Linked DNA regions of Homo sapiens: region 1 is linked to region 2. Evidence: read pairs that join two places in POLR2A ChIA-PET (ENCODE). Cell type or tissue: MCF 10A. All regions are shown on one strand. Region 1 overlaps FGGY (FGGY carbohydrate kinase domain containing). Region 2 holds the start of LOC124904192 (a long non-coding RNA gene).

Evidence for each region. Peaks named below come from ENCODE experiments on the same cell type or tissue, not always from the same donor. Only the 100,000 strongest peaks of a DNase experiment are listed, where the experiment ranks them.
Region 1: POLR2A ChIA-PET joins it to region 2 with 10 read pairs; 2 of 35 experiments call an interaction of 5 or more read pairs at or near these places.

Annotation. Positions count from the first base shown.
Region 1 is chr1:59,442,145-59,447,144 of GRCh38, forward strand. All of the region lies in intron 5 of FGGY (FGGY carbohydrate kinase domain containing), which reads left to right. Among named protein-coding and RNA genes, the nearest start is that of FGGY, 150 kb to the left of the region's middle. In MCF 10A, no CTCF peak of the experiment used is centred here; a DNase peak (open chromatin) is centred at 3,107.
Region 2 is chr1:59,496,751-59,501,750 of GRCh38, forward strand. All of the region lies in intron 6 of FGGY (FGGY carbohydrate kinase domain containing), which reads left to right. LOC124904192 (a long non-coding RNA gene) reads right to left here and starts at 4,282. Exons shown (of 3, transcript XR_007066139.1): 1 at 4,203-4,282; 2 at 1,069-1,174. In MCF 10A, no CTCF peak of the experiment used is centred here; a DNase peak (open chromatin) is centred at 3,061.

The sequences.
Region 1 (5,000 bases), 55 kb before region 2:
CTAATTGTTTGGGTTCCAACTCTAGCTCTACCCGTATTAGCTAAATAATATGGTGCTCTCTTCCCCTGACAGACTGTTAATCCCTTGAGGCCAGATAATATTTACAAGAATTTCTTAAATGGCTAAGTCACAAAATTGTCATGTTTTTTACCTTAATAGCAAGTCTGAATGTATCCTCCTTCTGAAGAGCTGATGTATTGTTTCTGCTGGTTTCTGCATCTTGATCCCTGAAAGATATTGAAAACCTAATTTTAAGGCCATTTTCCTGTTTGTTTGTTTTTGTTTTTGTTTTTGTTTTTGTTTTTGTTTTCCATTTCTGTTTCCTTTCCCTCTTTTCCTGTCCTTCCTTAGAGACAGGACATCTTGAAAGGTACGAAATCTTCAGGTCTGTACTTCTACTTCACCAACTTCCTTTTAATGTTTTTACCTCTTTGTCTTGTGTGGAAAATCTTAATCTGACTCTTTCTGCTTTGTGTCAAAGGGATACTGTTCATGTTAAAATTCTCAGCTCTGAGAGGTATGTGAGTAGGCCGTTCCTTGGGTGATGGGACAGTTGACATCATATCTGAGAAGAGCATCACCATGGTGCCCTTTACTTATGGCCGTTGTCATGATGACAGTCATAGCCACCTGGAGCACAGTGGCCTGACAAAGACAGGAATAGGAAGAGGGAAATAATTCGTCCAACACTTTTGTATTTTGCACAATGGGAAAAGAGTGGCATCATTTCTAGATCCTAAACCAAAATTGATAGAAAAAGAAGACTAGAATGATAAGATCTGCTAAATATTCTCAGGGGGTTGAAGTATCAAATATCTGCAGATGGTATCACTGAGCAAAATCAAGGAGAGCAGTTTAGGATTTTTAGTATGAGGGAAATGATAATGCTTTTCAGTACTTCTTAGAGTTGTCAGTGTCTCATAAAAGATAAAGAATATTTGTTGAGTGACCACAACTTGCTGGGTACTGGGCTACACTACAGTATAGTATAGTTATTACTGAGAATTTGTAGAGATAATCCTAGCTTATCAAGGAAATATTTGTTTTATAATTTGTTCAGGTGCTTATTTATATTGAAGAATATTCTCAAGTTAAGATGATTTTTTTAGATACTCCAGAGGCCAGAATTAATCATAAAGGGCCCTAATAGCCAAAAAGAATTGAAATGCACTAGGCCAATTGGCAGACACTATTTCAGTCTGCTCTCTTTCATCCTTTGCCAGGAATTGTACATTATCTCTTTAAGGCAGAGCAGCCTTGGATGACCATATATTAATATGATAACTTGCTTTTCCTTGCTCCCCACCCCCCAACTAGTGGCTTTAGAATAGCTTTGCTATTTTTCACTTATTTCTTGGCAGTAGCACTAGATCCCAGGCTTACCGATTATGCACACTTTAGATAACTTTGGGTCAGCTCAGTACTGAACAAATGGCAAGTCAGGAATGCCATTAAGACTGAAGAATGTTGGAAGATAAGGATTATATAGACACCACTGTCCTTATACACACTGTGTTGTCCTGTAATTGGATAGGCCAAAATGAGTTGACACTGGAAGAGGTATTTTAATATTGGAGCTTATAAAATGTTTAGAAATGTTTTCCTATCTGAGTCAGACTGAGATAGGTATGTATGTTTTCTGTCTCTTCTGAGTGACACTGGGAAATAGTTATGATTGGGAATAGGCCTTGGTACCAATAACCTCATATATACACTAGGGTAGACCTTGCAGAGGAAGCTGGCACCAGGGCATGGGACCGTGAAGCAAAGGGGTTCAGAAGAACTAGAGAGTGGTCCAATAATGAGTCTTCAGATGGCCAGAGGCAAAGGCTGAGATCAAGCCTCAGGTCCAAGAAGCCAGAATCATAAGCCTGAAATAATTGAGTGAGAAACCCAACATTACTAGAATGGAGAAGAGGCTAGGGGAAAGGCAGGAGCAAACCCAAGGGCTGGGGGTCTGAAGATGTTACCATCACAAGGCAGCCCCATTTTAATGGCCTCTAGCCACAGGGTTTGCCATTAAAAACTGTAGGAGTAGACAGATGCTTGATGGAAACCCTTGACCCCGGGTCTTTGCTCCCTTAATGAAGGAATCTAAGGCAAAGTAGAGATTCTTTTTTTAACATTTAAACTTTATTTTTAATTGACAGATAATAATTGTACATATTCATGGGGTACATAGCAAAGTTTCCATACATATAATGCATAGTGATCAGATTAATTAGCATATCCATCTCAAGCCTTTTTCATTTCTTCGTGTTGGGAATGTTTAATATCCTCTTTCTAGTGATGAGAAACTGTATAATACATTATTGTTAACTGTAGTCATCTTACAGTGGTATAGAACAGGGCTCCCCAACCCCATGGGGTTCTATACCACTGTAGGATGACTAGGGTTAACAATAATGTATTATACAGGTACTGGTCTGTAGCCTGTTAGGAATCTGGCTGCACAGCATGAGGTGGGCGGTGGGCTAGTGAGCATTACCACCTGAGCATCACCTCCTGTCAGATCAGCAGTGGCATTAGCTCCTCAAAGGAACAGGAACCCTATTGTGAACTGCGCATGCAAGGGATCTAAGTTGCACGCTCCTTATGAGAATCTAATGCCTGATGATCTGAGGTGGCACAGTTTCATCCCGGAACCTTCCTCCTCGCAACCCCCACCCATGGAAAAATTGTCATCCACAAAACTGGGTCCTGGTGCCCAAAAGGCTGGGGACCGCTGGTATAAAACAGAGTTTATTTCTCCTTATCTAGTTGTAATTGTGTATCCTTTAACAGATCTCTCCCTATCTTTTTACATGTCCTTTGATACCATAAGCTCTATGGACACCCTATAATATTTCTTCATTATACTTACCCTTCATAGTAATTACTAGAGTGAGCTCTTCATGGATTTTTCTCTTTTACTAGACTCTAAGCTCCACGAAGGAAGAGATAATATCTGTGCCTGGTACATAGTAAGAGCCTAATAAATATTTTTGGAAGGAGGGAGAGAAAGAGGGAGGAGGGAAATAAATGGCTCTTTTGCTCCTTTTCTTCATGCCAGGGCAACACTCAGCTTCTGAGGTATGCACAGCAAGGATCTTGCTGAGATGGGTGTGGCCACTTGCTTGCCTCACTTCCAGCCCTGGGCACATGCAGTTCTTTCTACCTGGTGCAGTCCTCTTCCTCCCTGCTCTGGCACTTGCCTCTGCTTCCACTTCTGCTGCTGCTTCTTTTTCTAGTCTCCTGCAGCCTAATCATCCTCTTGACACATTCTTTCTTTAACCATCTGAATGCCTTCAGTATGGTTCCTGTGAGCTCTGAATGTTCTGGAAGCCATTGTTTTGTTTTGATAATTTTGAATATTTTACTCTTGCTCATTATGGATTAACTTTACAGCTGAACTCTCAAAACCAGACTTCATTTTCCCAACTTGAGAGAACATCTCATTGTTGTCCCTGTGTCCTTGCCTATGGCACACATCTCCCGAACACCCTTTTTTACCAGAACATCCTCACAGCAAACCTAAGGCAGCTAACTGCTTTCTACAGCTCTGTGTTTCTTGACCTCTTCCATCTGTTTTATTTTCATATTTTTCCTTTGTTAAAAAAAGGAGATAACAGACAAGAAAAACACGAGAAATTAAATACCTCAAAATTACTGTACATTTTCACTTGGAGTAACCAGTCTTTGTAATGTTTTGTAAATATCTTTCCCTGAGTGGGCCTGAATAAGCATGTAGTTAACAAGCATGGACTTTTAATTGATCAGGGCAGGTTTTGAACTTCTGTCCTGCTCTTTCCTAATGATACAACCTCCAATGACTTAACTTCTGAGCCTCAGTATTCTCTTCTGTGAAATGGAAATACTAATAATAGTATCCTCACAAGTTTGTTGTGATATTCAGTAACCCACATAAAATTTCTATGCATAATGCCTGGCGTATAATAGGCACTAAGTAAGCTGTCACTTGTTTTCTTTACTTTCCTGCTTTCTCTCATATTGCCTCTAATTAGTACCGTCCTTATTTTTTAGGGGACAGATCCAAATCCGTGAATCCAGGGGCTTCATCACGATCTTGGAATATTTTGGTGGCAACTTTAAGATCTTTTGTTTTCTGACTCTTAGATCTCTTTCTTTTGGTGGCATGGGAAAATTCCCTCAACTCGATTATTTATTCAGTTCTTTCATGCTCCCCATATTGTCATGGCCACGTTTGAATCATGTTATCGGCAAGTCTGACCGAAAAAGCAATTTAATATTGCCCTGTGTTGCATCATTGCATATATTATTTCAGCCTGTCACGGGCCTGTCAGCAAGTCTTGATGAAGTACAGAGCCAATAGTAACAGGCCTGAAATCTGACAGCTCTTTAACAGAAGCTGCTCCGATTGGTGCAGTGGTATTTCTTCAGAAATTAAGGCCTTCTTGGTCTCTTTGTTGATACAATTAGCAATCCAATCTGAGTCATTTTATCTCCCAATGAGCTGTATCTTCAGGGCTGGTAATTCAGTCTGTTGCATGGCTTGGAAAAACAGAGCCATCAGAGGCCTGTGATGTACCAAAGGCTGCAGCCAGGAATATCTTGGTAATTTATCCCCACTCTCAGCTCTAATTATTCTGTTCTTCACTGGCTGGTTCGATTGAGACTCTCCAGGTTCAGCCTTCCCTAAGCAGAGAACAAAAGGTTTCCCTTGAAAGTTGGGGCCTGGCAATGTCAGTACAGTGAGCTGCGTATAAATAATGCAGCAGTGCCGGCTTCATTTTTATAAAATCTTGGTGGAGAAATGCATGAGAATGATCAGGCCCCTGGAACTCAGCAGGCATGTGCTTTTGATGTGCGCCTTGCTCTGAGTAAAAGCAGGAGAATAAAAAGTTCTTGTTTGTGCTGAGGCTACTTCATGGTCTCTGGCTCGGATTTTGGTGACCCTTTCGCTTTGTTTCTGATAGAGTCTGGAGGCTCCTACCTAACTAGGAAAACTCTGATATGTATATAGAGGGAAATACCTTCAG
Region 2 (5,000 bases):
ATGTCTACAATCAAATCAGGTTGGGGATTCATATGTGATATTTCCTTAGAGATTCTCAGTGCACACCAGCATATTAAAGTCCCAATTGTTACATCACAGAAACCTGTGTACTTTGTTCAACTTTACATTTCCTAAATTTATTTGCACAAATAGCTTCTTTCAAATAATACCTTTTAACATCTTTTTAAACTCCTCTGGGAAACACTGATTTAAGGCAACATGACAATTATATGTTAGGTGTTATGGCAATAATGAGGGGGGCCTAACTACCACAACTCTGGGTGTGAAACAGGTAAGCATTCAGGATTGCCTTCCTGGAGTAGGTGACCCCTGAATTGCTTCCAGAAGGAGTAGAGAGGTTAGCCTTGTGAAGAATAGAGAAGGGTATTTCATAGAGAAAGAACTGCCAAAACACAGATATGTAGACCCAAACATCCCACATCATCATCCTTGGAAAATAGATTTACAAATTTCCAGCAGGAAGAGGAAAAAAAGTGCTTGAAGTGTGCTGGTTTCTCACCTTAGTGGAAATAATTGCTTAAAAAAACAGCCAGAGGCTGGACACGGTGGCTCATGCCTATAATCCCAGCACTTTGCGAGGCCGAGGCAGCAGATCAGCTGAGGTCAGGAGTTTGAGACCAGCCTGGCCAACATGGCAAAACCCCATCTCTACTAAAAAATACAAAAATTAGCCAGGCGTGGTGGCAGGCACCTGTAATCCTAGCTACTCAGGAGGCTGAGGCAGGAGAATAGTTTGAAGCCAGGAGGCAGAGGTTGCAGTAAGCCGAGATCATGCCACTACACTCCAGCCTGGGCGACAGAGCCAGACTCCGTCTCAAACAAACAAAGAAACAAAAAAAACCAGAGTAGAATGCAATTCTCCTCATCTGGATTTCAGCAAGAATTGCCCATTTCTGTTCAGCCGTAGGCCTCCATCCTCTGTTGCCAGTCTGTTCTTCTGACTCTCACCTGTCTCCTTTCTGCACACAGAAGGCCAGAGAGAATGAACAATTCTTCCCCATGTCAGTTGGCTCACCCTTCCTGGAAGTGTGGATTTCCTGTTAGTACCTGCAACTCTGTCGGCGCTGCTATTTCTGTCTTCGCGTTGTTTCAGAATACTCTCACACTGCTGCCCCATTTTTCCGTACGCAGTCTTCCAGGCCCTTTTTTGCACCTGATTTTTGCCAGGCAGCATAATTAGAGGATGTTACATTTCCCTGAAAGAGCATATTCTCATGGACAACAGGACACAAGGGAGTAAGAAAGCTTCAAAGATGCTGGAGGGTCTCCCTCCTGTACCCCAACCTGTGCCACTTGGTATAACAGGATTCTACATGAGTTAGCTTTTCTTTATTGTTATTAGGAGATTAATAAAAATTGACCTCATTTATTTAGTGCTTACTATGTACCAGACACTGTACCAAGAATTTATTATCATTCAACTTTCACAACCCTAAAATATGTGTATTTTACAAATGAGGAGAAGTAGGCTGGCGAGTAGCTTGCCCAAAGTCATTCAACTCAGAAGAGAGGCCATCGTTTAATCTTAGATTGTACTTGTAAAATTCACACATCCAATACATAATGCCTTTAAATGTTCTCATTGTTAACATTTATTTTCTTTGGATTCTGTGCCTATTTCTGCTTATGTCTCCGGATTACCTGGGAGCTTTTAAAAATAAGAATCCTAGGGTTCCACTTTATAACATTGACCAGAAGTCAAGAATGGGGCCCAGGAATTGCTATTTTCAGAAGCTCCCTAGGTGACTCTAATGCAGGGCTCTTCATACCTTGGTGTGCGTCAAAATCACCTGGTGAGGGAGGATGGCTGGGCTCCACACCACAGTTTCTGCTTCAGTAGGTCTAGGGTGGGGACTGAGAATGCACACTTCTAACAAGTTCCCAAATGCTGTTCATGCTGCCATCCTAGCACTTGAGCATTTTTCCCAATATGTGTATGATCCCCCTCCCCCACCAACTGGGTGACGTAGATAGAACTTTAAGTGTCATTAAGTTATGTCATGTTTTGAATCTTTCTCTGCTCGATTTCCACGTCAACATGAGTGAGGGCTTCAGGGATTTTACTCCATCATTTTGGCTAAATGCCAACTTGGCAAATTCCACTCCTCCCCCGGAGGGACTGCAAATGCCAGTGTCCTCCTTCATTCAGGAGTGAGGTCATTGTCTGTGTGGTTAAAAGTGGACACTTTCTGCTGCTTCTGCTTTTGCACTGTAGTAGAAGTTTCAAGGAGCTCTATTTTACAGTTCCAAATTACCATCCCTCCCCTCTTTAATGCTTCCAAGATGGATAGTCTCTCACCATAGGTTAATGTTTAGATTTTGATCTCTATTTCTCAGCCCCCCAAATCTGGATGATCCTCTGGTGCCAGAGCTGTTGCATGTATCACCCCTGGACACTTTCTTCTCTGCTTGAACCAGAGAATAATTATATATAGTAGTTCCCCCTTGTCCATGGAAAATACCTTCCAAGACCCCCAGTGGATGCCTAAAAACATGGGTAGTACTGAACCCTATGTATACTATGTTTGTTTTTTTTTTTTTTTTGATCTGGTAACTGAGAGGATTACTAAGCGGACGACAGGGAGGTAGTGCCTACAGCATGGATTTGCTGGACAAAGGGATGATTCACATCCCAGGTGGGACCAAGCTAGATAACGTGAGAATTCATCACACTATTCAGAATGGTGTGCAATTTAAAACTTATGAATTGTTTATTTCTGGAATTTTCCATTTAATATTTTTGTACTAGAGTTGACCATGAGAAATTGAAACCATGGAAAGCGAAACTGCAGATAAGGGGAGACTGCTGTGCTAGAGTGCTATAGAGGATTTCATTTGGAAAAAAAAAGTTTTGGTCCTGGAAAAAAAGTTTAAGAACATAGTCGTATTCCATTTCTTCATATGTTTGAGATATTTCTGGCTTTGGTGAAACATAGGCTAGGAAAAGAACCTAACATCTTATTAGTGTAACTGAACAACAGTAACAGCAGACTTAGCCTTTCTTCCTTATGTGCAACATTACCTGTGACCTGACTCTTGAAACATAGCTGCTATTAAAGTACAAGTGAGTCATGCATAGCAGCTTCTCCTTGCCCAGTTAATTTCTCTGTAAAATCTTTACTCTCTTTTATTCATGTATATATATGTATGTGTGTGTGTGTAAATATATACATATATATGTTTGTATTTCCCTTTAAGGATTTCAAACACAAAGACCCTAGTCATTTGATTGTCTCTGTACTGTCGAATTTTGCCTACAACCCTGACTGTAGAGACACATTGTTACCTGTTTTCCATATTCTGTCTAGTAAATGCTTGGTTGTCAGGACAACGGCATAGAAGGTGGAAGCTCATTGATAACCACGTGAATTCTTTAAACAAATATGATCAGAGCAAATTCCAGGGTATGCTTGAAAGTAGATTTAAGGAAGAGCAAAGGTTTCAGACATATCCTTCCTTTTATAAACTTGATATTCATCTTTAAGGATCAGCAACAGTTGGAGTTACTCATAATTTTATTTAAAATCCTGAATAAAGATATCACCTTAGTTTTATGGTACGTTTGTCATTCCAGCTTGTTAGGCATGAGTGTGTTGTTACTGACAGAGCCCCTGGAGGACAGGCAGACACTGTGGTTCTCCATGGTCTCTCAGTACCAGGCACAGAGCAAGCACCCAATACATATTATAGGAATAAATGATCTCAAATCTTCACAGTGCCTCTTATAGATGGCTTTTATGATATATATCTGCAGAGAAACTGAATTCAGGGATTTTAAGTGCCTTTTTTGCAAGGCCCTTAAAGTTTGGGAAAGTAGGTGCATGGAATTAGAACTCAGATTATCCTGACTTCTAAGATCACACTCTTCATTGTAGCACACTGCCTTCTTGCCAAAAAAAAAAAAAAAAAAAAAAAGGAAGAAACATGTAAAAAGACAGACCATTTCTAAGATGAAATGTGTGCTTTTCAAAACAATAGCAGAAAACCTTCTTCAAAGGTAAAATAGTTGGAAATAGAAGAAGAAATAATATGTAATTTAGCGTTCGTTGAGGATAAGCAATTAATCCTGCCCTCCAGGGGTGAATTTATGTCTAGCCTATTTGCACATGAAAGTACAAGTTGGGCTTCATTTCTATGCAAGTAAGACATCTGGTTGGGAAGTGAAAAATTTTGTCAGTTACCTGAATCATGTTTGGTCTACATGATAGAAAAGCCCCTGATGTCTTCAGATCACCAGAAGACATTTGGCATTGTATAGTTAACACCAGATCCACTGACTGAGTGGTTCACCTGAGAGTTGCTGCTTGACATCCTGTAGATTCACCCATTGTTAGGAGGCTGTTACCATTTTGTAAGTCAGCAGTTTGCAAACAGTAGTCCAGACGAGAAACCAACGCTGGCCCTTGACAAAGTGTTCACTGGTGTGTGATGCAATAAATACATGAGGTCATAAAAGGAAGTGTATTTACCTTAAAAAAGAACATCCTTTATTTTGAGATCCTCTGCTTCCTATGTTTTTAGTGATACAATTTTGTGTCAAATAAATCCTCATTGTAAGATTTGGTTTTAATTAGTAAATGAGACAGGATAAAAAATTGAGAAACCTATATAAATCCCTAGTTTTCTTTATGTGATCTTTGTATTTGATTGTGAAAAAAAAAAGCAAAATTGTAGAAACCACTGCTTTAAACCTTGTAATATTTTTAGCACAATGACACCTAAAGTATTTTCATGTATTTCCCAAGTTTTCCTTTTCCTAGAAGTGGGGTAACTCTCCATGGTAGAACTGTTTGCATGGGTCTTGAAAGCATTGGACATCTTAACAGTCAAGTATTTTGCTGACAAAATAATGAATTTTCCTTTTGAAACAAGCGTTTTGTTCTTAAAATAACTCTAAAGAGAACACCTTCTGCACTTTTAAAGCATTTCCCTCTGAAGGCATGCCGTGGAGACATGACCATAGGGAGAAACTTTTTGTG